2 separate regions of the Homo sapiens genome follow, and region 1 is linked to region 2. Evidence: read pairs that join two places in POLR2A ChIA-PET (ENCODE). Cell type or tissue: Panc1. All regions are shown on one strand. Each heading gives the region's core, and the rest is flanking DNA. Links, peaks and the distances in the headings are about the cores only. Region 1 has its middle 62 kb from the start of LINC02384. Region 2 has its middle 17 kb from the start of RAP1B.

Region 1 (15,928 bases), core at 4,129-12,128, 80 kb before region 2:
CAGGTCTTTCAAGTATTTTTATCAGATTACTCTCCATATATTTCATATTTTTGATACTATCTCAAATGGTTATTTCAATTTCTTATTTATTGTCAGCAGATAAAAATACGATTGATTTTTATGTATGATCTTGTATTCTGCAACCTTGCTAAAGTCACTTTTAGTTCCAGGAATTTTTTTTTGTAGATTGCATCATGTTTTCTATTTAAATAATCATGTTATCTGTGAATAGAGTTTCACTTCTTCCTTTCCAAGCTGAATGCTGTTATATCTTTCTTACATTATTTCAGTAAAAATGTGACTACAAACTTCCAGAGGCCCTTCCAAAGAGAATAAAGTCACTGATTCATCATCACTGCCATCACTGTTGGCAAGAATTCTTCAAAAGCAAGTGAAAATTGTTCCCCCTCAGTATTAGACAGCTATGGAAATCCTAAGAAACTTCTGTACTGGGCTCTTAAATTACCCCTCCCATGAGTTTGGTCCCTAGTCTATACACAGCTTGTATTAGTCCGTTTTCATGCTGCCAATAGACATACCCAAGACTGGGTAAGTTATAAAGAAAGGGGTTTAATTGACTCATAGTTCCACATGGCTGGGGAGGCCTCACAATCATGGCAGAAGATGAAGGAAGAGCAAAGGGATGTCTTACATGGTGGTGGCAAAGAGAGAAAATGAGAGCCAAGAAAAGGGCTTTCCCCTTATAAAATCATAAGATCTCATGAGACTTATTCACTACCACAAGAACAGTATGGAGGAAACCGTTCCCACGATTCAATTATTCCCCACCAGGTCCCTCCCACAACACGTGGGAATTATGGGAGCTACAATTCAAGATGAGATTTGGGTGGAGACACAGCCAAACCATATCACACCTACACATGTCTATATACACACACAGCATTTTTCCAAAGTTTCTTCTCTTAAGGGCAGATAGCATTAGTTGCGGATGCTTACTTGCTGTACCAAACCCATTGTGAAGCCAGGCCTCCTCACTCCCATTCTAATGCCCTTAGGGGTATGACTTGGGTTACCACTCCAAATTCTCTTTTCTCTTGTGGTGAGTTTCTCCTCAAAAGCACCTGATATCTTTTGTTAAATGATCTCAGTTGGATCCATCTTAATCTATTGATATTATAGTAATAATTTTAAACTTCAAAAGGCAAGTGTCAGTGTTTTACCCACTACTTCCCAGAAGGCTCCTTAGACCTTATGCAAATATACCCATGGAGGGTTATTGTTCTTGTTGTCATTATCGCTGTGGTTGTTGTTTTACAGTCTCCCAGAAGGACAGTATTTGTCAATATAAGACAAAAGTTCTGTTACATACCTTCCCCTGAACAATGGTAACTTTGGACATCACTTCTACCTGAAAGAGACCTTCGAGCAATTCTTCTCAGGTAAAAGGGTATCTACTCCAAGGAAATTTGTAAATTCCAGTGCTAGAGGCCTGGCACAGCGGCTCAAGTCTGTAATCCCAGCACTTTGGGAGGCCAGGGTGGGAAGATCACCTGAGGTCAGGAATTCAAGACCAGTCTGGCCAACATAGCAACCCTGTCTCTACTAAAAATGCAAAACAATTAGCCAGGCATGGTGGCAGTTGCCTGTAATCCCAGCTACTCCGGAGGCTGAGGCAGGAGAATCACTTGAACCTTGGAGGCAGAGGTTGCAGTGAGCCGAGATCGCGCCACTGCACTCCAGCTTGGGTGACAGAGTGAGACTTTGTTTCAAATAAATAAATAAATAAGTTCTAACACTAGAAAAAAAAAGGAACTGACGACTTTGAATTCATACTTTATCCTAATTTTTAAAAATTATTACAGCTTAGTTTCACTTGGCACCCCCCTACCAAAGTTTTCACAAAGGTGAGATGAATGTTTTAGGAAAATGAATATACCAGTGATTTGAAGGATAAATGAGAGTTAGAAAGTTGCATCAGGAAAATCAGTTATGTGACTATTATAATAATCTAATTCATATATAATAAAGATGTGGCCTAGAGATAACAGCAATAATGGAAAGAAAATGATGAATGTGTGAGATTTTTAATCAAGGGATTAAATAAGATTTGGAGAGTGAATCATTGTAGAGAACAAACAAGGTAGGCGTCAAAGACGAATACATTTTGAAGAAAATTGTAGCATACTGTATTAGTCCCTTTTCATACTGCTATGAAGAAATACACAAGACTGGATAATTAATATTTTTTTAAAAGGGGGGTTTAATGCACTCACAGTTCTACCTGGCTGGGGAGGCCTCACAATCATGGTGGAAGGTGATGGAGACACAAAAGCACATCTTACACGGCAGTCAGCAAGAGAGCATGTGCAGGGGAACTGCTCTTTATAAAACCATCAGATATCATTAGACTTATTCACTCCCACAAGAACAGCATGGGAAAACCTGTCTCCATGATTCAATTACCTCCCACCAGGTTCCTCCCAGATATGTGGGGATTATAGGAGCTACAATTCAAGATGAGATTTGGGAGGAGACACAGTCAAACCATATCACACACCTTTAGGAGAAAATGGTTAGTACATAGGAGAATATGATATTGGACAAGTCTGGGTAGAAGGGTAATCAGTCAGATGCTAGTCATGGTGAGTCTGGTTCAAGTGTTCAGAGGTGATAACGATTATTGAAAGAAGGTTGGGTAGTGGGTTCTAGTTGTGACACTGCCACAAACTCACTGTGAGACAGTGGCAGACACTGTCGAAGCCTACCCAACACCCATTTCTCACTGCACCTTCCTCTTTTCTAATCTAAGAATCCAGATTTAGCTTCTGCATCCACCTAAGTTGGTAGTGCCATATGCTTCAGAGGAGATGAGACTCAGACTCCAAGGGTGAATTCTAATCAGTCTGAGTCAATCACATGTCCCACTCTCAGAGCATGTCACAAATCTGGCCAATGAGGCATGAAGGAAAGTCGGCTGTGTGCTGCAGAGTAGTGTACACTCACTCATAAAAGGAGCCATACAGGAAGAGATGGCCTCTCCTTTCATTGTCAGGTCTGGCTGAGACACCAGGAACTGCTGAGGCCATCTAACCTCCAGGAGCTGGCCTGTAGAAAGACCAATGTGCTGACGGTGGCAGCCCAGGAAAGCAACCTGAGCCCTTGATGTTGTCATTAAACTGCTACATTAACCAACCCTAGTATACCATAGTCTTGTACTTCTTGTTGTGGAAGATCATACACTTAAGCCAATTGCATTGGGATTCCTATTGTTTGAAACTGAAGCCTTCCTTACTGACCAAGCAGCCTTGGCTCAAATCAATTTACTCTCCACACCACCATTTCCTTCACTGTAAATTGAGAGTGATCTCTCTAAGAATGCTTCCAGCCCTAACCATCCATGATTTTATTATTACAAGTAGAAATAGTTGTGCAGCCGTCTGTTAAAAAGGAAGAACGAACCTGTAGAGAAAGGCCAAAACAAAAATACAGATATAAAAGTCATCTGCTAAGTGTAAGGCTTACAGTCTGGGCGGGGGAAAGTGATGCTAATTTTGCTGATTGCTAAATATGTGAATGATATCACTTTGTTTTATTCTTACAACATTCTGCAAAGCTGACATCATTACATTTTCTATGAGCAAACCAAGGCACAAATGTTAAGAAAAGTACAATGTTTCTGAAGGTAAGAGACTGTCAAGATTTCAACAGGTCACGTGTTTCAGACAGATCAAGAAGAATGAAGTCTAAAAATTAAATGCCTCGATGATTAGGAGGTTCTTAATGCTTTCAAAATAACAGTTTCTGGAAAGCCACAGGGGTGAAAGGAGCAGGTAAAAAGCGGGAGATGTTAAGGATGTGAAGACCACTTTTAGCAGAAGTTTAGCAGTCAAAGAAAAGGGAAAGATAAAACGGCACTTCAAGGGAACAGCAAGTTTGAGGGGAATATAGCTTGTCTTATTTCTTGTGCATAAAGTAGAAAAAGACTCAAGCACATTGATGGGCCAAGGGAAAGAAATCAATGGAGGAGGAGAGCTGCAGGTGCAGGAGAAGAAGGGCCTTACTGAGAGAGCAAGATCTGGAGGACCCGGGAGAAGATTTGCTCTTTGCCTCCTCTGTGCTGTTGTCTGCTCTTTGAGCTCCAGTTGAGGCAAGGGCTCTGAGGCAGATCGATGGGCAGACTGAGCTGATGTAATCACTGCTATAAGGTATTAATAATGAATGAATGTGATTTCTTTTATGCCTTATTTTTAATAGCTTTTTATAAAAGGACCATTGGAAAGAGATCAATTTGTCTTTCCAAAGTTTATTTTTAAATGCATAATTAATACATAAAAGTATCACTGTACAATAAAGACCAATATTTACCTCATTCTTCTAACAGAGTATGGCCTAGAAGAAGAAAAAGATGAAAATGGTTTTATGCTGAGCTCCAAATTTCACTGTGGAATTACCTAGACCTACATTAAAGAAAGTTCAAATAGAATAATAGTAGTTACATTTTAATAAGAACTTACCATATTCCAGCCCTGTGCTAAGTACACATTTCTTATACAGTATCTTATTTAATCCTTATAACCCTCTGTGAGATAGGTGTTATTAACTTACACTGAAGAAACTGAGACTCATAAGTTATCTCCCCAAGATCCATCTACCGCACTATTCTATACCAGTGTCCATAAATAAAACCATTATTCATATAGCCTGAGGTTAACTATGTTCTAGGAAGTGCTAGCTCCTTCCTAATCTCATAGCAGCCATGTGAGGTGTCTGTTTTTATTATATTTGTTACAGATGCACATACAAGGGCCAGAAAACCAGCTGTGGGATTCTAGAGCCCATCCTTTCAACCAATATGCTATGGTGCCTACAAAGATTTTTTAAAATAAAGTCAAAGAAAGTCTCTTTAATTTAAAAATGGCTTTACAGAATCTTGTAACATATTCAGCAAGTAGGAGCCAAATCCCCAATTCCCTGAAAGGAATAAAATATACTGTAAATTTCCAAAGATAAGTATGTTGCCTCTAGCATATAAGCTTAGTACTGTAGTTTAAATCTGAGTCAAAATTGAATGCCAGTCATGAGACAATAAAGTATAATATGTTAGTACTTTTCCCCTTTATAAAATAGTCCGTAGCTGATGTTCCAAAGGAAAGAATGTGCTTGTTCTATGGTGCAATTCACTATTAGCTTTCAAGGACACATTGACTCAAGTCTTTAAAAGGCCCTAGCTCATCAGCTTTCTCTGAATTCTAAAGTAATAGCTAGACTAGAGACAGTGCAAAATATCTTTTTGCAAACCAATGTCATTGTTCCTTAGTAAAAGGGAGAAACATTACATTTAAAAAAACTTCTGGAGCCATACTGCCTCGGTGTGAATCTAGGCCCTGTCATTTACTTACCTGTGTGACTTTTGGAGCTTTTCTTACCCTCTCTGTGCCTCATATCCTCAACTGTGAACGGGGGGATATAATGATGATTAAACGAGTTAACACACGCAGAGCTGGGCACATGGTAAGCACAATATAAATGATAGCTACTGTTACAGTGGGATGTTTATAAAGCAGTACTTGTGGTAGCTGTGTTTTCAGTTTACCCTTGCCTGGCTACATAAATAAAAATTACAACTTTTCTTCAAGACATGTTTTCAGTATTGTCCTGGAGCATTCTTGCAGGGAATGCTCCTCTTTGGAAGTCTTTTTCCAACTCTCTTGCAATCAGGACCTGCTACATGAATTGCAGGGCCCAGTGAAAAACAAAAATGCAGGACTCCCTTGTTCAAAAATTATTAAGAATTTCAGCCGGGCACGGTGGCTCACGCCTGTAATCCCAGCACTTTGGTAGGCCGAGGAGGGTGGATCACGAGGTCAGGAGTTCAAGACCAGCCTGGTCAACATGGTGAAACCCCGTCTCTACTAAAAGTACAAAAATTACAGTGGGCCTGTAATCCAAGCTATTCAGGAGGCTGAGGCAGGAGAATCGCTTGAACCTGAGGGGGTGGAGGTTGCAGTGAGCCAAGACCGCGCCACTGCACTCCAGCCTGGGTGACAGAGTGAGACTCCATCTCAAAAAAAAAAAAAAAAAAGAATTTCAAGATGGCAATAGCCACATCTTAAATTCAGCGTGGAGTCCTCTAAGTGCAGAATTCTGTGTAATGACGCAGGTCACATGCCCATGAAGCCAGCCTTACATGGCATTGTTTCTCTGTTTTTGGAAACAGAGAGCTCTCTAACTTCAGTCAGTTATTTATTTATTGGAATATCTGTTTTGAACCCTACCTTGTCCAGGAAAAGATTTAAGGTAACTCCCTTTCTCTGGAAAGCATCTGAGAATTAGAATGTTCTTAGGAAAACCAACTTCTTGTTCTAAGGGAGATTTTTTTCTGTGTCATTGAACACAGCAGCTCTCCTGGAGTATGGAAAAGTCTTTGAGTTCATAAGGATTCATTCTGCTCAATAATAAGCATAGAAATCTTTTCCTGGACTGGGAATTGCCCCAGCTACCTTTCAGCAGGAGCAGAACATCAGTGAAGCCTGAGGCATAGGGCAACTTCTACCTTCAACCAAGAGCCTGAGTCCTAAAATAGCAACTCAAGGTTTCTGCTCCCCTTGAGGGAACCAAATGAGTATTTTAAAATGCATTTTCCCTTACAGATTTTCTCAAGTTGGTTGTTAGATCATTCAAGGATGCTCAAGGCTGAAAGGTATTAACGTCAGTTTTGTATCAATATTAGGTTACCAATGTGAAATTGTTTGGCTCTGTGTCCCCATCCAAATCTCATATTGAATTTTAATCCTCATGTACGGAGGGAGGGACCTGTAATCCCCATGTGTTGAGGGAGGCAGGTAATTGGATCATGGGGGCAGTTTCCCCCATGCTGTTCTCGTGATAGTGAGTGAGTTCTCACAAGATCTGATGGTTTTATAAGTGGTGATTTCCCCTGCTCTTCTCTATCCTGCTGCCTTGTGAAGAAGGTGCCTGCTTCCTCTTCCGCCATGATTATAAGTTTCCTGAGGCCTCGCCAGCCGTGTGAATTGTGAGTCAAATAAAACTCTTTCTTTTATAAATTACCCAGTCTCAGTGATTTCTTTATAGCAGTGTGAAAATGGACTAATACTCAATGTTAATAACTATTATCGCCATTGCTTTTGGTGTTTTGGACATGAAGTCCTTGCCCATGCCTATGTCCTGAATGGTAATGCCTAGGTTTTCTTCTAGGGTTTTTATGGTTTTAGGTCTAACGTTTAAATCTTTAATCCATCTTGAATTGATTTTTGTATAAGGTGTAAGGAAGGGATCCAGTTTCAGCTTTCTACATATGGCTAGCCAGTTTTCCCAGCACCATTTATTAAATAGGGGATCCTTTCCCCATTGCTTGTTTTTCTCAGGTTTGTCAAAGATCAGATAGTTGTAGATATGCGGCGTTATTTCTGAGGGCTCTGTTCTGTTCCATTGATCTATATCTCTGTTTTGGTACCAGTACCATGCTGTTTTGGTTACTGTAGCCTTGTAGTATAGTTTGAAGTCAGGTAGTGTGATGCCTCCAGCTTTGTTCTTTTGGCTTAGGATTGACTTGGCGATGCGGGCTCTTTTTTGGTTCCATATGAACTTTAAAGTAGTTTTTTCCAATTCTGTGAGGAAAGTCATTGGTAGCTTTATGGGGATGGCATTGAATCTGTAAATTACCTTGGGCAGTATGGCCATTTTCACGATATTGATTCTTCCTACCCATGAGCATGGAATGTTCTTCCATTTGTTTGTATCCTCTTTTATTTCCTTGAGCAGTGGTTTGTAGTTCTCCTTGAAGAGGTCCTTCACATCCCTTGTAAGTTGGAAGGGGAACATGACACATCAGGGCCTGTTGTGGGGTGGGGGAAGCGGGGAGGGATAGCATTAGGAGAGATACCTAATGTTTAAATGACGAGTTAATGGGTGCAGCACACCAGCATGGCACATGTATACATATGCAACAAACCTGCATATTGTACACATGTACCCTAAAACTTAAAGTATAATAAAAAAAGAAAATAAAAATGTTTCAATGTTATGTACTTGAGAAATCCTATCTAGATTATTAAAAAAGAAAATAAAGTTAGCAAGAAAGTAGATTACTGTGCAAAATTAATTTTTATCTCTGATAAATCAGTGTAGAAATGTTAAATAAAAATAAACCACATTTATTTGCCAAAAAAAAAAAAAAAACTATTATCCAAATGTCCATCAATGATAGACTAGATTAAGAAAATGTGACGCATATACACCATGGAATACTATGCAGTCATAAAAAAGGATGAATTCATGTCCTTTGCAGGGACATAGAGGAAGCTGGAAACCATCATTCTAAGCAAACTATCACAAGGACAGAAAATCAAACACCGCATGTTCTCACTCATAGGTAGGAGTTGAACAACAAGAACACATGGACACAGGGCAGGAAACATCACACACGGGGCCTGTCGGGGGGTCGGGGGCCAGGGGCCGGGGGAGGGAGAGCATTAGGACAAATACCTAACATAAATGACGAGTTGATGAGTGCAGCAAACCAACATGGCACATGTATACCAATGTAACAAACCTGTACGTTGTGCACATGTACCATAGAACTTAAAGTATAATAATAATAATAATAATAATAAAACTATTGAACATTAAGAGAAATGCCAAGTCTTCCTTCTTGAGTTTGTTAGGTTCAAATAGCAAATAAACAGACTATGTATAAGAATTGTGTGTTTTATTTCAAAAACGTACATTGCTTAGCATAGATTTAGCCCATATGTCCTTGCTATGGGGCTATAGAAAGGAGAAACTCAATCCATTAAAGATCCACATATTCACTCAGTCTTCTATGAGCCTTCTTTGAACTGACAGGAGAAAACTACCATTTATTTAATTCATTTGCTCCATTATTTTAACCTAGACACTCTTCAAAACTCTCAGCAGTCTTGAATCTTCAGGAATTGTTTAGAAGTAAGACGACTATGGTCTTTGTAACTACTGGCAGATATTGATAACGTTAAAATTGTAATATCTGCTTAAATCAGCTCATTTTCTCATGTTGCTGTTTATCAGCATTTGGATTTGAGTTGTGGTTGGCTGGGCCAAAGCCAGGAAGCCAGGCAGCCTTGCAATCAGATCACGGACAAAGGCCAGATGTCAGTCACTGAAGCAAAAATAATACAGAATCTTGATTCCAAAGGTAGATCCAAAACTAAGAGGATAAGCAGGATGGAAGAGCCATCCATGTACTGGAGTCAAAGAAAGTCCAAATGCCAGGGTGAGTATTCAAGCAGTGGTGAGGTAGGTAAACAATAGAAAGCAATGTAACATGTGATAGTCTAAGCAAACAGTCCATATATGAATAATGACCCCTGTGCAGGTCAGAACTTACACAACTTGATCAACCTTGCCTCAAAAAAAGGAGTCAGAGGGAAACTAGTATTAAGGATAAAAAGCAGTCTTTGCAAAGATGGTTATATCTGCAGGGAATGTTCTGCAAAACAAGGCAGAAACATGAGTACTGAGGAACTGGAACACAAAGATTAGAGCAGATAATAAGAGAGCTAATGCTACCTTGAGAACCCACTGACCCAGAGCTTTTTATAGTCACCTGCTTAGGAATAAGTTTGGTCCCAGGAGCTGAGCTGGAACAAATCTGCACGTAAAGGAAGTAGCGACAGTGGTGTGCTGGAGCCAATTCATTACCAGCTCATGAGAGCCAATTGTTAAAATTTAAGGAATTTTAAATAAGTATAGCCATTATGAAAAACAGCATGGAATTTCCTCAAAAAAAATTAAAAATAGAACTAACATATGATCCAGCAATCCCACTGCTAGTTATATATCCAAAGGAAAGAAAATCAAAATATCAGTGAGATATTTGCACCCCCATGTTTATCAAAGCACTATTCACAATAGCCAAGATATGAAATCAATCTAAGTGTCCTTCAATGGATGAATGGATAAAGAAAATGTAAAATATTATTTAGTCATAAAAAGAAGGAAATCGTATCATTTACACCAACAAGGATGAGCCCGATGAACATTAAATAAGCCAGGCACAGAAAGACAAATATCTCAACTTCTCACTCATATGTGGGAACTAAAAAAGGTGATGTCATGAAGGTAGAGATAGAATGATGGTTACCAGAGGCTGGGAAGGGAGAAGAAAGGGGGATGAAGACAGGCTGGCCAATAGGTACAAAAATACAGTTAGATAGAAGGAATAAGTTCTAGTGTTCAATAGCACAGTAGATGATTATTGTTATCTATAATTTACTGTACACTTCTAAATAACTAGAAGAAAATATTTGAAATGTTTTCCACCCAAATAAATGATAAATGTTTGAGGTGATGGATATCCCATCACTCTGATTTGATTATTACACACAGTATGCATGTATCAAATATCACATGTATCCCGTAAATATGTACAATTATTATGCGTCAATAAAAATTTAAGGAATTTTGTAAGATAGCTGTTAAACCTGGACATTATTAAAAATTAAATTATATAAACAATTAAAGATTTATATTAAAAACAAAAGTAATAAACACTCAGAAGTCATCATGTCTTAATTATTTCACTACATTTCACTATTATGTGTGCTCCTGAGGCCATTTGTGTCTATTTTAACTGTGGGGTGAAAATATAATGGCATGCTACTGCGCATCCCTTCTTATTTCCACATTCAATAACATCACATTGGCAACTTGAAGTTTGCCATGATAAAAACACGTACACCATGGAAATAAAAAACACTACAAATCAGGACTTCAGTAGGGGGTTGTTAAACGGGTACCAGCACACACATGGTTAATGACCCACATTACAGACTTACAGAATTGAAAAGTATAATATCCATGGATGTAGAAGTATTTTTAAAGGATCTTGTGACTGCTGCTTGCAAATTCCTAAACTAGTATATAACAATCTTCATTATCCGACCCCACTCTACCTCTGCAGGTTTAGCCCATACACTATTTTCTAACCCCATCTAATTTCCCATAAATAATATGCCATGTTTTTTCATGCCTCCATTTATTCAACAAACATTGATCAAGATCCTATGGAAAACTGGGTACTGTGTTCTGAATTGAGGAAACAGACGTATGGAATTCTTCCTGTCCTCAAGGAGCTCATAGTCTGGGAAAGAAAGGGAAGCAGCTAATGAACAGAAAAGGAGCAACAAATGCTTCTAGTAGGGTATGGCGAGTGCCGTGATGAATTTGCATGCATGTGATTTTTGGGAATAAGGAGATGCACCCATTAAAAAAGGGCAACAGAAAAGACTTTCTGGAAGATGAGACAGTTGAACTGAATCTTGACAAGGCACTTTGTTGTCATGATTAAACACATGGGTTCTTGAGTCTCATTGCTTGGGTTCAAAATCCAGCCCTTCCAGTTTACTAGTTGGGATAACCTTGAGCAAGTTACTTACCTTTCTGAACTTCAGTTTTCTCATCTGCAAAGAGATCCCTCCTTCACAGGATTATTATGAGGATTAAACGAAATAATGAATGTAAAGAATTTAGCACATCAGCTGATACATAAATGCTTTCACATTTGCCTTTATATTAAGTATTAGCCAAGTGAAGAAGTGAATAGGGGATGTTTCTGGCAGAGAAAATGGTGCGTGCAAAAATGTAGAGGCTGAAAGATTCTGATATGTTTCCCCAAATGCATCTTTTTCAGTACAAGTGTAACCCAAAATGATAGGAGAGTGGGAATTTGCCACCTTTTGGTGGGGGTAGGGAAGGTTGCTTCTGTAGCTTTCTGTAACTAACATACCTAGTTATCAGAAACCCGAAAGTCATCTTAGTTTCTAGGAAACTTGCCTTGACTCCGTCTCCCTGCCCAACCCTCACCTTAGAGACCTAACATTCATTCCTTTTTGTATTCACTGTACCCTGTACATATTTTGATGGCTGTAACATTTTTCACACTTATTTAAGTCTATTTCCCTCACCAGACCTTTAAGTTTCTCTTGCACAGACACCACAACTAGACTTCTTTGTATTATTTCCCTAGCACCTAGCCTATACATTTGTCAGCATATTGTAGGCATTTGTAAATGGAAGGGTAGATGAATGGAAGGAAAGAAGAAAGGAAAAATGGATGGATGGATGGATGGATGGATGGATGGATGGATGGATGGAGTGGATGGCTCTCATGAGCTGGTAATGAGTTGGCTCCAGCACACCACTGTCGCTACGTCCTTTACGTGCAGATTTGTTCCAGCTCATCTCTCAATGAAAAGTTGAAAATTATAAGAAACAAATCAAGAAGTGCCTTGTACTGGAGTGCAGTGATGCAATCTCAGCTCACTGCAACTTCCACCTCCCAGAATCAAGCAATCTTCCCACTTCAGCCCCCCAAATAGATGGGACTACAGGCGTGCACCACTATGCCTGGCTATTTTTTTTTTTTTTTTTGGTATTTTTTGTAGAGGTAGAATTTTGTCATGTTGCCCAGGCTGGTCTTGAACTCCTGGGCCGAAGAGATCCGCCCACTTCAGCCTCCCAAAGTGCTGGGATTACAGGTGTGAGCCTCCACACCCAGCCAAATTAAAATTTAAAAAGCACTGGAGTCCTTTTTCAAACAAAATCTGTTGCAGATCCTCAACATATAAAGTAGGTTAAAACTTGTGCTTTATTGCTAAACATTGTGTAAGTTCAAAAAAATTTTTTTGACTTTTTATTTTATTTTATTTATTTATTTTTTAGGCATGGGCTCTCACTAGGTTGCTTAAACTGGCCTTGAACTCAAAAGATCCTCACTTCGGCCTCAAGTTGCTGTGATTATAAGCAGGAGACACCATGCCAAGCTATAAATTCAAATTTTAAAAATTAACTTTATAGGTAAATAAAAAACAAAACAATGAAACAACAAAGAAGAAGTGTCTTGTATATCCTGCAGAGGAATTTGGATTTCATCCTAAAGGCAATTGGAGTATTTTTTTAAAGGGTCATAACAAAGTCCTTAATTGGATTTTTGGAAGATGGGCCTGCCAACAATGTAATACAAAGATTGAGAGTAGGAAGAAACAAATGAACCTAGACAGGCCATTAGGAAATTATTGCAGCAATACAGGCAAGAAGATGAAAAAGAGAGAAGGCTGATTCAAGAGACGATGCTGAGGGGGTTGAATTACTAGAAACTTATTGATCGATAGGAATGCAGAGAATGATTTCCAGATTCTATCTTGAATCATCAGTGCCAATCATTGATTACAGGAATGAAAAGAAGGAATAGGTTTTGAAGGGAAAATGGCACAAGAGTGCCTTCTTTTCTGCTCAGTGGCTATTTCAAAGCTTCACACTTTTCTCAAGCATCTGCTCAGACTCCCAGCAAAGAATCTTACCTCTTTTCTTCAGAAAAAAATAGCAGTCATCAGGTGAGAATCTCTGCTTTCTCATCCCCGCTGCCTAACTGGTCTGCACCTTCCTCCTTCAGGCCTCACTGGAAGAGGGGTCCCACCCAGGTCTCACTCAATTCTGTATCCCAGGACCTCAGCCCTCAATGAGAGCCTCTTCCTATATCTTCAACCTCCCCCTCTCCACTCTTTCCCACTGCATGCAGCTTTCAAATGTCTCTCATCTTAAAAAGAAACTCCTTCTACCTGTTACCTATTCCTTGCTAATTTTAACAACCAGGTTTCTTTAAGTTATGTACATACTACACATTCTTTGAAATATGTACATAACTTCAAGTTTGATTTGTAGTACATTATCAGGAGCGATGCCTTTTTTTTTTTTTTTTTTTTTTTTTTTCAGATCGAGTCTCACTCTGTCACCCAGGCTGGAGTGCAATGGCACAATCCTGGCTCACTGCAACCTCTGCCTCCCAGGTTCAAGTGATTCTCATGCCTCAGCCTCCCCTGTAGCTGGGATTACAGGTGCCTGCCACCATGCTGGGCTAATTTTTTTTGTATTTTTAGTAGACACGGGGTTTCACTATGTTAGCCAGGCTGGTCTCAAACTCCTGACCTCAGGTGATCCACCTGCCTCAGCCTCCCAAAGTGCTGGGATTACATGCGTGAGCCACCATGCCCAGATCTGTAGTACATTATCTTAGTAAAAAGCTCAAAAAACACATGTAAGTATGAAGAAATTACTTGCAATTCCACTGTGTAGAAATAGTTCTTGCTAAATATTGATATATTTATTTCTAGTAACTTTTCTATGCGTATATACAACTATGTATAAATGTCTATTTTAAAAGTACTTTTTAATTTCAAATTATACCATAAGTATTTTGCCATGTTATATATTTTTAATTCCATTAGCATAACTTTAAAGGATGTATAAAGAGCCTATTTTCTGGCTACACCAAAATTTATTTAATCATCCCTTACAATTGGATTTTTAAATTTTTCTAGTATTTGTTCAAATAAATAACATCGTGTAGACTGCCTTTACTCACATTTCATATTGTTTCCTTAGGATAAATTTCTAAAAGTGGGACTCTTGCCAAGGGTGGTGGCCTGTGCCTATAGTCCCAGTTACTTGGAAGGCTGAGGTGGGAGGATTGCTGGAGCCCAGGAGTTGGAGGCTTCAATGCGCTGTTGATTACGCCTATGAATAGCCACTGCACTCCAGCCTGGGCAACATAATGAGTCTCCATCTTAATAAATAAATTAATTCAATAAAAGTGGAACTCTTTTGTCAAAGAATATTAATATATTTAAAGCTTTGGATAAATATTCCCAAATTGCTTTCCAGAAAGTTTGTATCAAAATACATTCTTATTCACTCTGCCTTTGTCAGGTTCACTACAATTTTTTTTAAAGAAAATTTTTTTCATCTAGTGATCAGAAATAGTATTTGTTTTGTTTTGCATTTCTTTGATTAAAAGTAAAAGTGGGCATTTTTATATTTATTAGTCACTTCTATTTCTCTTTGGTGAATTATGTATTTATGTCCTTTGCCCATTTAACTATTGGGTTCTTTATATTTTTCTTCTTGATATTTATGAATTCTTTACATAATAAAGGTATTCAATCTCTTGCTGTCAAGTTTACTGGATATATTTTCCCCTATTCGCTTTGTCATTTAAGTTGGTTTATGGGCTTAGACTTATATGGAGGAAGGGGGCAGTGCAGAGATATTTTTTATTTTTATAAATTCAAATATTTCAATAATTTCCTTTGGGAATTCTTCCATCGCTATTATACTCAAAAAGTCCTTTTTCCAGCCAGGCATCAAGTATTCATCTGCATTATTACATTACAGGTATTTCTCTCAAGTCCTAGCTGTAAAACAAAGATGAAAACCCTCATTCTCTAGCTCAAAGAACTCTACTAGCCAGTGAGGGAGACAGGCATATGCACAGATAAACATATATGTATAAGAAATGGCTAAAGGAAGACTTTTCATCCTATTTATAAATGTTTATGACTAGGTCAGGGGGACCAAATTTACCTAACGTAGCTCATCTCTCAATTTTACCAGAAGTTATTAATTTTGGACCATTGAACACATGCACAAAACTGTGCTGTTTCTAGAAATATATGAAATAGGAATATGATAGCCCATCCCAGCTGATCAGCCCCTTCTTCCTGGCTCTGGAGGTTTTAAAAACAATGACTCATTAAATATTTCCCAGGCAACCGTCTCTCCAATCTTCCCACAAGTCTGAGTTTGTCAGCCTGTTTCAATTTTATCTAAGAAATTAAATCTCGGCTTTAGTTTTTATTAGCACGTTTACTGGTTTGCTGTGCTTTAGAAAACATTTTTAAAGGAAACATGTAAATTATAATGAAGATAAGCCAGAAATGAAAAGCCTCAGATAAAATGGGAATGATTGTTAATGAATGACCATTAACAAAGTTTTCAGGAAATTAGCACAGATGACGTGGCAATCGCTTGTGAAGGAGGCCTTCATAGAACTGCCTTGCTTTTAGTGTGCTAAGAAATTCTGACTCTCATACACTGTTAACAGGAGTATAAAATATCACAGTGTATTGATTTG
Region 2 (15,928 bases), core at 4,116-12,115:
GCAGTGAGCAGAGGTCACGCCACTGTACTCCAGCATGGATGACAAGAGCGAAACTCTGTCTCAAAAGAAAAAAAAAAGAGTGCTGGAATGGATGAGTGGTGGTCCTCTGGGCATAGACATGTCTGCTATACATTTGTCATTTCTGACCTCATAGGAAGTGCTTGCAATGGTAGGAATCTCCCAGACAGGCAGAAGAAAAGGATCTACCATAGCAGTCCCCTATGACCGATGCAGTAAAGGAAGTCAGACTATGTGGCATTCTGCAAATTGTGTAATTTAAGAAGCTTTAAACTCTACCATGTGCAGAGATAGTTAAGGCCAAAAACGCTATACAGCGTATACAATGTTCTTATGAGGGTTTTTCATTGTTGCTGTTTTTTGAGATGGAGTCTTTTGCTCTTATTGCCCAGGCTAGAGTGCAATGGTGAGGTCTTGGCTCACTGCAACCTCTGCCTCCCGGGTTCAAACGATTCTCCTGCCTCAGCCTCCTGAGTAGCTGGGATTACAGGCATGCACCACCACGCCAAGCTAATTTTTTTTTATTTTCAGTAGAGATGGGGTTGCATCATGTTGGTCAGGCTGGTCTCGAACTCCTGACCTCAGGTGATCCACCCACCTCGGCCTCCCAAAGTGCTGGGATTACAGGAGTGAGCCACCATGCCTGGCCGAGGTTTCAACTCACTTATATTACCTAAAAAGTACTGTTCTATTTTTATATTATTTCATTGTTTTGTTCAAAAGTAAAGGTTGGAGCTATATCTTTTGTTCCTAGTTATAAATTGGCTAATTACTTACTGTCTTCTTTTCTCTGTAGAGTCCCAACTAGACACATTATTTTAAATTTCCCTTTCTAAAAACAATGTTATCTAATGTCATCACCTAGCTACTACATACCACCAAGCTGAAAATACCAGAAGAATTGAAAAGCAGCTGGGTGCAGTGGCTCATGCCTGTAATCCCAGCACTTTGGGAGGCGGAGGCGGGTGGATCACAAGGTCAGGAGATTGAGACCATCCTGGCTAACACGGTGAAACCCCGTCTCTACTAAAAAATACAAAAAATTAGCTGGGCGTGGTGGGGGGCGCCTGTAGTCCCAGCTACTCGGGAGGATGAGGCAGGAGAATGGCGTGAACCAGAAGGCGGAGCTTGCAGTGAGCCGAGATCACACCACTGCACTCCAGCCTGGGAAACAGTGAGACTCCGTCTCAAAAAAAAAAAAAAAAAAAAAAAAAAAAAACAAACAAACAAAAAAAAAACCACAAAGAATTGAAAAGCAATCTTGATTTACCATGTAGTTACAGAAATATTAAATATTTGAGAAACAAATGACATCATTTCTTGAGAAAATTAGGGTATAAAAAAGTGCTCTATTTTACAGAACTGATGTGTTTCCAAGCAAGACCAGGAGCTACATTTTCATAAAAAGACATAAAATTTGCATTTGTTTTCTATTTAGTTTGCAGTGGTGCTGGAGAGACCACTGAAAATGGCAGAACAGCTACTATTGCCAATGTTCTTGTGGCCACTGCTGAGAATTTTGTCCTTGTCGTTAAAGAGGAAGCTGCTTCCAAGACTGTTCTCTAGAGCTTGACTAAGTAACCACTGTCAGTGTATTAAAACCACATTACCAGCACAGGGGAGCTCCCTGCCTCCACTGTCAGAGCTACCACAGTCACCATGTGCTATAGTTTGGATCTGTGTCCCTGCCCACATTTCATGTCAAATTTTAATCCCCAGTGTTGGAGATGGAGCCTGGTGGGAGGTGATTGGATCACTGAGATGGTCCTTCTTGAATGGTTAGCACCATCCCTTTGGTGCTGTTCTCATGATAGAGTTCTCGTGAGATCTGGCTGTTTAAAAGTGTGTGGCACCTCCCCTCTCTCGCTCTTGGTCCTGCACCTGCCATGTAAGATGCCTGCTCCCACTTTGCCCTCTGGCACCATGATTGTAAGTTTCTTGAGGCCTCCCCAGAAGGAGATGCTTCATTGCTTCCTGTATAGCCTGTGGGACCATGAGCCAATTAAACCTCTTTTCATTACAAATTAACCAGTCTCAGGTATTTCTTTTTTTTTTCTTTTTTTTTTTTTTTTTTGAGACGGAGTCTCACTCTTGTCCCCCAGGCTGGAATGCAGTGGCGCAATCTCAGCTCACTGCAACCTACCCCTCCCAGGTTCAAGTGATTCTCCTGCCTCAGTCTCCCAAGTAGCTAGGATTACAGGTGCCTGCCACCACACCCAGCTAATTTTTGTATTTTTAGTAGAGATGGGGTTTTACCATGTTGGCCAGGCTAGTCTTGAAGTCCTGACCTCAGGTGATCCACCCACCTTGGCCTCCCAAAGTGCTGGGATTACAGGCGTGAGCCACCACACCCGGCTTTTTTTTTTTTTCTTTTTTTTTTAGGCATAGTTTCACTCTTGTCATCCAGGCTGGAGTGCAATGGTGTGATCATGGCTCACTCCAACATCTGCCTCCCAGGTTCAAGTGATTCTCCTACCTCAACCTCCCAAGTAGCTAGGATTACAGGCATGCACCATCATGCCCAGCTAATTTTTGTATTTTTAGTAGAGACGGGGTTTTGCCATGTTGGCCAGGCTGGTCTTGAACTCTTGACCTCAGGTGATCCACCCACCTTAGCCTCTCAAAGTGCTGGGATTACAGGCATGAGCCACTGTGCCCAGCTCAAGTATTTTTTTTTTAAAGCCTCACTTTGTTACCAGGCTGGAGTGCAGTGGTGCCATCTCAACTCACTGGAGCCTCCACCTCCCGGGTTCAAGTGATTCTCCTGCCTCAGCCTCCCAGGTAGTTAGGACTACAGGTGCATGCCACCATGTCCAGCTAATTTTTGTATTTTTAGTAAAGATGGGGTTTCACCATGTTGACCAGGATGGTCTCGATCTCTTGACCTCATGATCCACCCGCCTCAGCCTCCCAAAGTGCTGGGATTACAGGCGTGAGCCACCATGCCTGGCCCAGCTCAAGGATTTCCTTATAGCAATGTGAGAATGGACTAATACAGAAAAGTGGTACTGAGGAGTAGGGCATTGCTATAAAGATAACTAAAAATGTGGAAATGGCTTTGGGACTGGGTAATGGGAAGAGGTTGGAAGAGTGTGGAGGGCTCAGAAGAAGACAGGGAGGTGAGGGAAAGTTTGGAACTTACTAGAGACTTGTTGAATGATTGTGACCAAAATGCTGATGGTGATATGAACAGAGATGGCCAAGCTGATGAGTTCATGAGTTCTCAGATGGAGATGAGGAACTTATTGGGAACTGGGGCAAAGGTCACTTTTGTTACACCGTGGCAAAGAGCTTGGTTGGATTGTGCCCCCGTCTAGGGATCTGTGGAACATTGAACTTGAGAGTGATGACTTAGAGTATCAGACAGAAGAAATTCCTAAGAAGCAAAGTGTTCAAGATATGGCCTGGCTGCTTCTAACAACCTATGCTCATGTGCATAAGCAAAGAAATGACATAAACTCAAAGTTACATTTCAAAGCAAGGCAGAGCATAAAAGTTTGAAAAATTTGCCTCTGAGCCATGTGGTAGAAAAGAAAAGCCCATTTTCAGGGGAAGAATTCAAGCCAGCTGCAGAAATTTACATAAGTAAAAAGAAGCCAAGGCCGGGCACAGTGACTCACACCTGTAATCCCAGCACTTTGGGAGGCTGAGGTGGGCAGATCACATGGTCAGGAGTTTGAGACCGGTCTGGCCAGCATGGTGAAACCCCGTCTCTACTAAAAATACAAAAAATTAGCTGGGTGTGGTGGCACATGCCTGTAGTCCCAAGCTACTTAGGAGGCTGAGGCAAGAGAATTGCTTGAACCTGGGAGACGGAGGTTGCAGTGAGCTGGGATTGTGCCACTGCACTCCAGCCTGGGTAACAGAGCGAGAGAGACCTTCACTGTAGCCCCTCCCATCACAGTCCCAGAGGCCTAGGAAGGAAGAATGGTTTCCATGGGCCAGGTCCAGTGCCCTGCTGCCCTGAGCAGCCTCACAGCCTCGGGACACTGCTTCCTGCATCCTGGCTGCTCCGGCTCCCACAGTGGCTAACAGGGAACCAGGTTAAGCTCACACTGCTGCTTCAGAGGGTGCAAGCCGTAAGTCTTGGTGGATTCCACATGGTGTTAAGCCTGCAGGTATACAGAATGCAAGAGTTGAGGCTTGGGAGCCTCTGCCTAGATTCCAGAGGATGTATGGAAAAGCCTGCATGTCCAGGCAGAAGCTTGCTGCAGGGGTGGACCCCTCATAGAGAACCTCTGCTAGGGAAGTGTGGAGGGAAAATGTGGTGTTGGACCTCACACACAGAGTTCCCATTGGGGCACTGCCTCACGGAGCTGTGAGAAGTGGACTGCCATCCTCCAGACCACAGAATGGTGGATCCACCAGCAGCTTGCACTGTGCACCTGGAAAAACAAGGCACCCAATGCCAACTCGTGAGTGCAGCCATGGGGGCTGAACTTTCTATTTTAAGTAGAGACGGGTCTTCACCATGTTGGCCAGGCTGGTCTCGAAGTCCTGACCTTGGGTGATCCACCCACCTCGGCCTCTCAAAGTACTGGCATCACAGGCATGAGCCACTGGCTCAGGTATTACTTTATAAAAACGTGAAAATGGACTAATATAGAAAAGTGGTACTGAGGAGTAGGGCACAAAGCCTTGGGCATAGCTGTCAAGGCTTTAGCAGCCCACCCCTTGTACCACTGTGCTCTTCATGTGAGACATGGAGTCAAAAGAGATTATTTTGGAGCTTTAAGATTTAATGACTGCCCTGTTGCGTTTTGGGCTTGCCTGGTGCCTGTAGCCCCTTTCTTTTGACTGATTTATCCCTTTTGGAATGGGAGTATTTACCCAATACCTATATCTGCATTGTATCTTGAAGGTAACTAACTTGTTTTTTATTTTACAGTTTCATAGGCAGAAGGGACTTGCCTTGTCTCAGATGAAACTTTGGACTTTTGAGTTAATGCTGAAATGAGTTAAAATTAGGGGACTGTTGGGAAGGCATGATTATATTTTGCAATATGAGAAGGACATGAGATTTGGGAATGGCCAGGGGTGGAATGATATGGTTTGACTCTGCATCCATATCCACAGGCAAGTCTCATGTCAAATTGTAATCCCCAGTGTTGGAGGTGGAGCCTGGTGGGAGGTGGCTGGACCATGGAGATGGTCCTTCCTGAATGGTTTAGCACCATACTTTTGGTGCTGTTCTCATGATAGAGTTCTCATGAGATCTGGCTGTTTACAAGTTTGGGGCACCTCCTCTCTTTCTCTCTCTCTCTCTCTTGTTGCTGCTCTTATCATGTAAGATGCCTGCTCCCACTTTGCCTTCTGCCATGATTGTAAGTTTCTTGAGGCTTCCCCAGAAGCAGATGCTGCCATGCTTCCTGTACAGCCTGTGGAACCATGAGCCAATTAAACCTCTTTTCTTTATGGATTCCCCAGTCTCAGGTATTTCCTTTATAGCAATGTGAGAGCAAACTAATCACCATGTCACCTGAGATGTCACCCGTATAGCCACTAGAGGAGCCAAGGCCAGCACAAGAAAACTTGGAAAGTAGAAAAATGTGTCTTCACTACTGACCTGTATTATCTAAAAAAAAGACTAATTTCTGTGAGAGTGGAAACCATGTCATTCTTACTCACTGTTGCATCCTTAATTTGGATATGTATAGTATATGCAAGAATGCAAGAGTTGGGATTACAATTTGACATGAGATTTGGTCATGTATGTGTATTGCACGAATGCAAGAGTTGAGGCTTCGAAGTCTCATAGTACATAGCAGGTACTCAAGAAACCATTGTTGAATGTGTAGATGATAGATGCATAGCTGGATAGCTAGATACGTAAACAAATGGATGTTGTTCCCTCCACGTGCCTTATGTTAACATGTTGGCGTAAAACAAACAACAAACCTCCAGATGGCTGCATTCAAGGGGAACATCTGATAGTTTGACACAGGAAGTAACTATCAAGTGAATGAAATTTTTTTTTTTAGTAACAGGAGAAGCCTTTTTGATGTGGCGCTCAACCTGAAAGTTGTTTTCTTCCTGTCAGGGTTAGGGTAGTATGGCACTTTGAAGACAGAGAAAATAAATTCCTGGGTATTAGCTGGCAGCTCTAGAAATCAGCACTGGTGAATTTTCCTTGGAGAATGGTTTCTCACATTTCAGTAAAATTTGGATCTGCCCAGTATCAAATAGAAAGGGAATAGCTAGACCTATACAAACACAGTTCATAAAGAATCTCAACCTAAAGTCTCAGGGTAGAGATGAGGGGTTGAACCACAGGGTTCAGCCCCCGCAGCTGCTCTCATAGGTTGGCACTGGGTGCCTGTGGCTTTTCCAGATGCATTTTTTTTAAATATCAGTAAACACTGGAACCTAAAGTCTCATTATGAAATCACGTTAGACTCCATTGTCTATACATGATTTAGCAACCCTGATAAAGTTAGTACTCTAGGATGGATAAGTGAGATGGGAGATGGGGTGGAACTGGGTATAAAACATTTTGAAGCAAAAACAAAGTTTCAGCAAATAGTGTTGAACTAAAAGAGTTCTTTCATAAGTGTTTTTAGCTATAGTTTTTACTGGTATGTCAGACTGAAATATAGGACAGAAGCAGCTTTCTTGAGGTATAATTTACATACCATAAAATTCACCTGTTAAGTGTACACCTCAGTGATTTTAGTAAGTTTATGCAGTTGTGCAACCACCACTACAATCCAATTTTCAAACATTTCTATTACCCCCAAAATTTCTCTTGCACACATTTGCAGTCAATTCCCAGTCTCATCCTAAGCCCCAGGGAATTACTATTCTGCTTTTTGTCTCTGTGGATTTAAATTTTCTAGAAATTTCACATAAATAGAATCATGCAAGATATAGTCTTTTGTGTCTGTCTCCTTTTGTTTCTCATACTGTTTTTGAAGTTCACCTGTGTGAACAAACTACTGATGTGTGTGTATATATACATATGTATATAGATGTGTGTGTATATATATAGATGTGTGTATATACATATATATATAGATGTGTGTATATACATATATAAACAGCTTTTTTTTTGTTGTTGTTGTTTTTAAGACGGAGTTTTCTCTTGTTGCCCAGGCTGGAGTGCAATGGCACGATCTTGGCTCAATGCAACCTCTGCCTCCTGGGTTCAAGCAATTCTCCTGCCTCAGCCTCCCAAATAGCTGGGATTACAGATGCCTGCCACCTTGCCTGGCTAATTTTTGTATTTTTAGTAGAGACAGGATTTCACCATGTTGGCCAGGCTGGTCTCGAACTCCTGACCTCAGGTGATCAGCCCGCCTCGGCCTCTCAAAGTGCTGGGATTACAGCCATGAGCCACCGTGCCCGGCCTTTTAGCTATTTTAAATAATGCTTTTATAAACATTTTTATACAAGTCTTAGCATGAGTATATATACATTTCTTTATTTTCTCAGGTAGACCTGTAGGAAATAAATTGCTGGGTCACATGCTAAATTTATGTTTAACTTTTTAAGATATTGCCAAAGTGGCTGCACCTTTTCACATTCTTGTGGTAATGTGCATTCCAGTTCCTCCATACACATGCATTCCAGTTTCTCCACATCTCCTATATTGCTATAGTCAGTCGAACAGTGGTATTTCATTATGACTTTTAATTTGCATTTCCCAAACCAAAGATGTTGAGGATCTTTTCATATGTTCATTAGCCATTCATATAGCTTTTTTGTGTGAAATATCTGTCAAATCTTCTGCCCTTTTGTTAATAGGGTAATTTGTCTTCTTATTAGTTATAAGTGGTATTTTTTACTCTTGATACAAGTGTTTCATCAGATATATGATTTGCAAATATCTTCTTTTAGTCTGTAGCTTGTTTTGTTTTTTGTTATTGTTGTTCGTTTTTTGTTTGTTTTGTTTTTTTAAGACAGAATCTTGCTCTGTCCCCCAGGCTGGAGTGCAGTGGCTCAATCTCGGCTCACTGCAACCTCTTCCTCCCAGCTTCAAGCAATTCTTGTGTCTCAGCCTCCTAGGTAGTTAGGATTACCACCACACCTGGGTAATTTTTTGTATTTTTGGTAGAGACAAGGTTTCGCCATGTTGGTCAAGCTGGTCTCGAATTCCTGGCCTTGAGTGACCCATCCACCTCAGCCTTCCAAAGTGCTGGGATTACAGGTGTGAGCCACCATGCCTGGCCATCTTTTCCTTCTGTTGTTGAGATGGAGTCTCACTCTGGTGCCTAGGCTGGAGTGCAATGACGCTATCTCAGCTCACTGCAACCTCTGCCTCCCGGGTTCAAGTGATTCTCCTGCCCCAGCCTCCCGAGTGGCTGGTATCACAGGTCCACACCACCACATCCAGCTAATTTTTGTATTTTTTTTTTTTAAATAGAGATAGGGTTTCACCACAAGTGATCTGCCTGCTTCAGCCTCCCAAAGTGCTGGGATTACAGGCATGAACCACAGCCCCTGGCCTTGTTTTTTTATTCTCTTAATTGTACCTTTTGAAGAGCAAAGGTTTTTAATTTTGATGAATTCACATTTATCAGCTTTTCTTTTATAAATTTTGCTTTTGGTGTTGTAACCCTTTTTGTTCTTGTTCTTTTTCTTTTTTTGCTTTATGTTTTTTCTTAATAGTTTTATATCCTCATTTTTTTATTTCTTGCATCTATATTTATGCCTAAGTTAAACTAAATCCACATTTCAAAACAAAATGTTTATCTGATTGTTCCCCTCTTTCATAAAATTACTTGTAAAAAGAGCCTCACTGGGTATTTTTTAAGTGAGGTGGACCCATTTAATGGTTTCAGTAAATATTATGTTGCCCCATAGGCCAAGATAATAATAGCTATTTATCAAGGGCATACTGTTTTTCAGGCACTGTTTTAAACTCTTTGCTGGTATTAATTCATTTCGTTCTTTTTTTTTTTTTTTTTTTTTTTTTTGAGATGGCGTCAGGCTCTGTTGTCCAGGCTGGAGTGCAGTGGTGCGATCTCAGCTCACTGCAACCTCCGCCTCCTAAGTTCAAGTGATTTCCTGCCTCAACTTCCCGAGTAGCTGGGATTACAGGTGCATGCCACCATGCCCAGCTAATTTTTGTATTTTTAGTAGAGACAGGGTTTCACCATGCTGGCCAGGCTGGTCTCAAACTCCTACTTCGTGATCCAACCACCTCCGCCTCCCAAAGTACTAGGATTACAGGCATGGGCCACTGCACCCGGCATAATTCATTTAGTTCTAATGCTCTCAGGTAGTAGGTACTATTATTATCACTACTCTAGAGGTATGCAAACAGATACACAAAATACTTCAGTAGATTGCCCAGGAATTAGCAGAGCTGGTATTTGAACTCAGGCAATCTAGCTCTAAAGTATGCATACTCTTAACCACTATGCTAGACTATGCCAAAGCAATTTCCCCTACAAAATAACTCCCCAGAGAAGATCTGTTTCTGTGAAGGTATGTGGCGGGTGTCCCGTAGTGTCACCCCAGCCCCTCTTCTCCGAAACTGCCTAGTTTGCCCACAAGGAAGGTTCCTGTTTCTTTTGTGTGAACTTCCCATGGGACCTAACCCTGCCCCTCCCCAAAACACAGCCATTGCTGAGTAAGCCAAGAGTGAACAATAATCTAAGCTGAACATATCATATTCTCATTCTTACTTGAGGTTTGAGAAACACTGGGATTGGAAATCAAGTCGGATCATTGGATGGTCATAGGCTGGGGCCTCCATCAACTGCCACTGCAGTCCCAGGACTTTCCTTAGTTCCATCCTTCCTGAGGCCTGGCCATTCAATAATTCCATCATTTCCTGAGATACCGCTGCATTTTTCTAATACATTCCCATTCTGTTTAAGGTAGGTCAGGTTGGTTGCTGCTTGCAACCAACCAACGGTCACTACTATAAGCAGCCATAGTTGAGGCTTATTCTCTATCATTTCAGGGTCCACAATCTGCCCCGTCACTGCTCAGGTTTCAGGACCTCCGGCCAGACCTGCTGACCTCTCTGAGCCCTAGGGCACTGAGCACTAGTGACACTCACTTGTCAAGTGTGTCTTGCCTGGGATAGTCTATCTAGGCCTTTCAGGAGACAACTGGTTTAACTGACAAACTAAACTGCTAATGAGAGAACTAGAAGAAACTCTCAGTCTCTCCTTCTTACTCTCAGGTAACATATGTATACTGTAACAGAGGATTTCTGAAGACAGTGGCACTTTTGTTTTGTAAACCAAGAATGGCTTTAATAGTGGTGATTTCGGGTCAAATAAGAGAGAAGAAATATCTCTGGGCAATAGAGGTCTCATTATGCCCCTTATGATTTATTTTCTCTAGGCAGCAGCTTCTTTCCCTTAGCAGAGCGCAGGCTAGAGAAGAAAGAGCCACCACTACATTCCATCAGAGACAGCAGTAGTTCCAAAGTGATTTCAGAACGTGCAGCAGCTCCAAAAGTGAAGCTAGCTCCTGTGATAGTAACAAGTGGCTTGTTTGAGAGAAGGAGCATGGGCTTTGAAGCCAAATCAACCTATATTCAAAATAGCTTTGAGAGAAGGAGCATGAGCTTTGAAGCCAAATCGACCTATATTCAAAATTCTGGCTCTCTGCACACACAGGCAAGTTCTGAGCCTCTTTCTTTGCCTTTAAAATAGTGTTGATAATAATGGCAACCTTGAAGGGTTGGAGGTTTCATTTGTAAAAAGCTTGACACACTGCCTCCCTTATATTATTTGAGTTTCCCCTTTTCAAAAGGCAGCAGCTCCATAGTTCTCTCTGTTGTTTCTCAAACACACAACAAAATTACTCACAAAAGGATCATACTTCTGAGTGTAAAATTGAGATACTTCATGATTATTGTTCTGTAATTACACAAGACATCAGATACTCAGTACCTGCTTTCCAGAAAGTATGATCTAGGCTACAGGAAATTTCCCTGTAGTTGTAACTATTGGATTACACAGCAAATACTACCCAACAATTGAAAAATTATCTAAAGTTTCAGAATATTTAAAAAATCACTGTTATTTTCCTTGCAATTTATTTTCCAATGGTTGAGAGAAAGCAGCTGAAAATTTTCTTTCCCAAATATAAAAGAATACTTTTATAATTATTCTAATACCTTTGTTCTTTCCATCAAACCTCACAAACACATCAGAACTTCATACTATTCATCAGTGTCTCTGGATGAGCTACCTTTGGCAGATACTAAAATCACCGCCAGGAACCATGGAATTAAGAAATCTAAGTATGGACTGAATTCCTAAAAATCCATGGGAAAATCTATCAATATAACCTTTAAAAGTGAGTCTAGATATTAATAAATGATAATAAAATCAAAGTAACTAACATTCATCGAATGCTGACTAGGGACAAGGCAGTGTGCAAAGGATTTTAAATGGATTCTTTCATTTAATCCTCACAAGCCTATAAAGCCCATACTAGTTTTAGACTCATTTTTTTCTGTGAAGAAACTCAAACTTAAGATATGGAAATAGTGTGAGTTCTCACAGCTAATAATTTATGAAGTCAGAATTTGAACCCAGGCTTTCTGACTAAAAGCCCAAGCTCTTTCTTAATCAAGACATTCCTTAAAAATTGCAGCAAAATATACATAAAATGTACCAATGGAATCATTTTTAAATGTACAGTTCTCAGTTGGGCACAGTGGCTCATGCCTGTAATCCCAGAACTTTGGGAGGTTGAGGAGGGCCGATGGTGCACACCTGTAATCCCAGCTACTCAGGAGGCTGAGGCATGAGAATCACTTGAACCCAGGAGGTAGAGGTTGCAGTGAGCTGAGATTGTGCCACTGCACTCCAGCCTGGGTAACAAAGCAAGACTCAGTCTCAAAAAAATAAAATAAATGTACAGTTCTGCAGCATTAAATACATTCATGTTGTTCTTCAACCATCACCACTATTCATCTCCAGAAATTTTTAATCTTCCCAAACTTACTCTGCACTCATTAAACACAAACTCCCCTCACCCCAGCCCCTGACCACCATTCTACTTTCTGTCTATATGAATTTTACTACTCTAGGTACCTCATATGAGTGGAATCGTACAATATTTGTCTGTTTGTGGCTGGCTTATTTCACTTAGCATAATGTCCTCAAGGTTCATCCATGTTGTAGCATGTGTCAGAATGTCCTTCCTTTTTAAGGCTAATTACTACAGCCGGCCCTCCACATCCACCAGTTCCACATCCTTAGATTCAACTAACCTCAGATTAAAAGTGTTTTTTTTGAAATTAAAAAAAAATTTTAAAACAATACAGTATAACAACTATTTGCATAGCATTCACATGGTATTATTAGATGAGATGATTTAAGAATACAAGAGGATGTGCATAGGTTATATGCAAATACTATGCCATTTTATATAAGGGACTTGAGCATCCATGGATTTTGGCATCTGCAGTGTTCCATTATATACATACCACATTTTGTTTATCCATTCATTTCTTTATCAGCACTTGGGTTGTTTCCATCTTTTGACTATAGTGAATAGTACTGCTATAAGCATGGGAGGGCAAATATCTGTTGCAGTTGGATTCAGTTGTTTTGGGTATATACCCACTAACTAAGATATTTTAGGCCAGACATGGTGGCTGATGCCTGTAATCCCAGCACTTTGGGAGGCCGAGGCAGGTGGATCACCTGAGGTCAGGAGTTCGAGACCAGCCTGGCCAGCATGGTGAAACCTGTCTCTACTAAAAATATAAAAAAATTCGCCGGGCATGGTGGTAGGTGCCTGTAATCCCAGATACTCTGGAGGCTGAGGCAGGACAACTGCTTGAACCCAGGAGAGGGAGGTTGCAGTGAGCCGACATGGTGCCACTGCACTCCAGCCTGGGCAATGGAGTGAGACTCTGTCTCAAAAAAAAAAAAAAAAAACTAAGGTATTTTAAATACCTTGCTTCTCTTTGCTATTGGCCAATTATTCTTTGCCTTTTGTTTTTTGTGGACATCTCCATTTATGAAGCATTTATAAATGTGTGAACATCTAGGGAGATTCTCATGTGTCATCTTAGGCCAGTATCATGAATAACAGTCGGAAGAGGCTGGGGTGGTTCACAGCTTGGGCAAATGTAGGTACATGAGGCAGACTGGTGAACCAGATAGAATTTTCAGACCAAATATATTTTAAACATAATTTTCCTCCCTTGGCTAACGAGTTTTTGACATGCTTTTTCAAGCATTAAGGACATGACAACCTCTGAAGAATTTAGATAAGAGACAGAAGGGGAAAGGGATCCTAGAGAAAAAAAGTTGTGGTTCTGAGTTCTACTATGAAGCAGGAAGGAAATGTGCAAACACATCAGTGATGTTAAAGTCAATCTTAAAAAAGGCAAAAGAATGTAATTTTTTTTTTTTAAGACAGAATCGTGCTCTGTTGCCCAGGCTGGAGTCCAGAGGCATAATCATGGCTCACTGCAGCCTTGACCTCCCTGTCTCAGGCCTCAGGCAATCCTTCCATGTCAGTCTCCCAGGTAACTGGGACTATAGGTGTGTGCCACTGCACCCTGCTAGTTTTTTTTTTTTTTTTTTTTTTTTTTTTTGAGATGCAGTTTTGCTCTTGTTGCCCAGGCTGGAGTGCAGTGGCACAATCTTGGCTCACCACAATCTCCGCCTCCCGGGTTCAAGCGATTCTCCTGCCTCAGCCTCCCGAGTAGCTGGGATTATAGGCGCGCGACACCGTGCCCAGCTAATTTTTGTATTTTTAGTAGAGACAGGGTTTCTCCATGTTGGTCAGGCTGGTCTTGAACTCTCGACCTCAGTTGATCCGCCCGCCTCGGCCTCCCAAAGTGCTGGGATTACAGGTGTGAGCCACCGTGCCCGGCCTAATTTTTTTTATTTAATTTTTTATAGAAAGTGGGACTTACTATGTTACCATTCAAACTCCTGGGCTTGAGCGATACTCCCACCTCATCCTCCCAAATTGTCGTGCCCAGCCAGGATGTAATTTTAAAAAGAAAAAAGAAATGGACAGAATCAGCTAGCACAGGGCACTGAAAAATACATGCCCTTAGAATGCTGCTCTGCCACTATTAAACTTTGTTATACTTTTATCAGAACCCCACTGAGTAATTGTTTTCTCAAATATATTCACCTTCAGACAAAATAGTCTGCCCACAACACACACCCGGGTATGACTCTTTTTTCTTCTTTTTGATTTGGTAAAGCATCTACCAGAACTATCCTTTGGTAGCTTTCTCCCTATTTAAACCATCCTTCATTACCCCATTATATTCTTCATTACACTGCTGTAGTCAGCACTGTAACCAGATGGAAAGGAATGACCATGAGATCCCTAGAAATGGGGACCTGGGCTTCTGCCTCAGGCTGACATTGCAGCCCCATATTTCTAAATTAGCCTCCAGCAACCTGTTTTCTAATCTGAAAATGGGAATAAAAATACCCAACTCAAAGGATTTTTGAAAGGATCAAATGAGATGAGTTCCTACTATGTAGCAGTTGCTTAATTATTAACTGCACTTCTTGTCTGGATTTTCAATCCACTTTCCATGTTTTCTTCACATAATAAAAATATGTGTGTATAGAAGAGGGTCCTTACTTTCTCAGCCTTGTATTTATATTATAGATAAAGATGTGTAATGTAAAAGCCATAGCATTTTTGCTACGGAGTACTTATGAAGGTATTGACCTGAAGTGATGTCATTTATACAAAAGCTGAAAAATAAGGAAAGACACATCACACACACAAAAAAAATACAAATGGCCATTCACTCAACAAAAGGAGGAGAGACTGTTAGAGACTAAAAGAGATTTAAGGGCTGAGCTCAGTGGCTCACACCTGTAATCCCAGAACTTTGGGAGGTTGAGGCAGGAGAATTGCTTAAGGCTAGGAGTTTGAGGCTGCGGTGAGCTGTGACTGTCCACTGCCCTCCAGCCTTGGGCTACAGAGCAAGACCTCGACTCTAAAAAAATAAAATAAAATAAATAAGAGATATTTAAGAGACACAACAATTAAATGTAATGTTTGGATTTGTTTGGACTATGAATTAAACAAACAAGCAGTAAAAAGTTATCTTTGGTACAATCAGGAAATTTTAAATATGACCTGGATATTAGATTGTGTTAAGGAATCATTTTTATGTATGTATGTATGTATTTATTTATTTATTTTTATTTATTTATTTTTTTTGAGATAGAGTCTCGCACTGTCGCCCAGGCTGGAGTGCAGTGACACAATCTCTGCTCACTGCAAGCTCCGCCTCCCGGGTTCACGCCATTCTCCTGCCTCAGCCTCCCAAGTAGCCGGGACTACGGGCACCCGCCACCATGCCCTGCTGATTTTTTGTATTTTTAGTAGAGATGGGGTTTCACCATGTTAGCCAGGATGGTCTCGATCTCCTGACCGAGTGATCCACCCGCCTTGGCCTCCCAAATAAGGAATCATTTTTAATTTTGTTACATGTGACAATGGCATCGTGGTTATATTTTTTAAATGTTCTATCTGTGGGGAATGCATACTGAATTATTTATAAGTAAAACAAAATGATGTCTTGGATTTTCTTTAAACTACTCCAACCAGAAAAATAGAGAGGATGGATGAAACAAGATTAGCAAACTGAGGTTAAATGTTGAAATGGAATGATGAGGACATGGTGATTCATTAAACTCTTCTATTTATTTATGTTCAAAATTTGCCATAAGAAAAAGTTTTTGTTTTTTTTTTTTAATTAACACTGCTATTTAGAGACTAGTTGAGAGGAAGGACAAAGTGAAAGCACATAAATAAACCAGCCAGACAATAAAAATAAAGAAAAGTAGTTAGATTTGACTGACTGACTCTGGAGTCAGTCAGAATCAATAGGATTTGCTGAAGAATTTGCTACGTGGAATAAGGTAGAGGGAAGTGGCAGATTTCTGTTTCAGGGAGCTGGTGCCATTTATTGATAGGAGGATTCCTGGAGGAAGAGCAG

What was found. Peaks named below come from ENCODE experiments on the same cell type or tissue, not always from the same donor. Only the 100,000 strongest peaks of a DNase experiment are listed, where the experiment ranks them.
Region 1: POLR2A ChIA-PET joins it to region 2 with 12 read pairs; 5 of 35 experiments call an interaction of 5 or more read pairs at or near these places.

Annotation. Positions count from the first base shown.
Region 1 is chr12:68,505,929-68,521,856 of GRCh38, forward strand. No RefSeq gene overlaps it. Among named protein-coding and RNA genes, the nearest start is that of LINC02384, 62 kb to the left of the region's middle. RefSeq lists a silencer at 2,847-3,047. In Panc1, for the core only: no CTCF peak of the experiment used is centred there; no DNase peak of the experiment used is centred there; H3K27ac peaks cover 6,140 bases.
Region 2 is chr12:68,585,954-68,601,881 of GRCh38, forward strand. No RefSeq gene overlaps it. Among named protein-coding and RNA genes, the nearest start is that of RAP1B, 17 kb to the right of the region's middle. RefSeq lists enhancers at 1,905-1,954, 6,116-6,325. In Panc1, for the core only: no CTCF peak of the experiment used is centred there; no DNase peak of the experiment used is centred there; H3K27ac peaks cover 3,397 bases.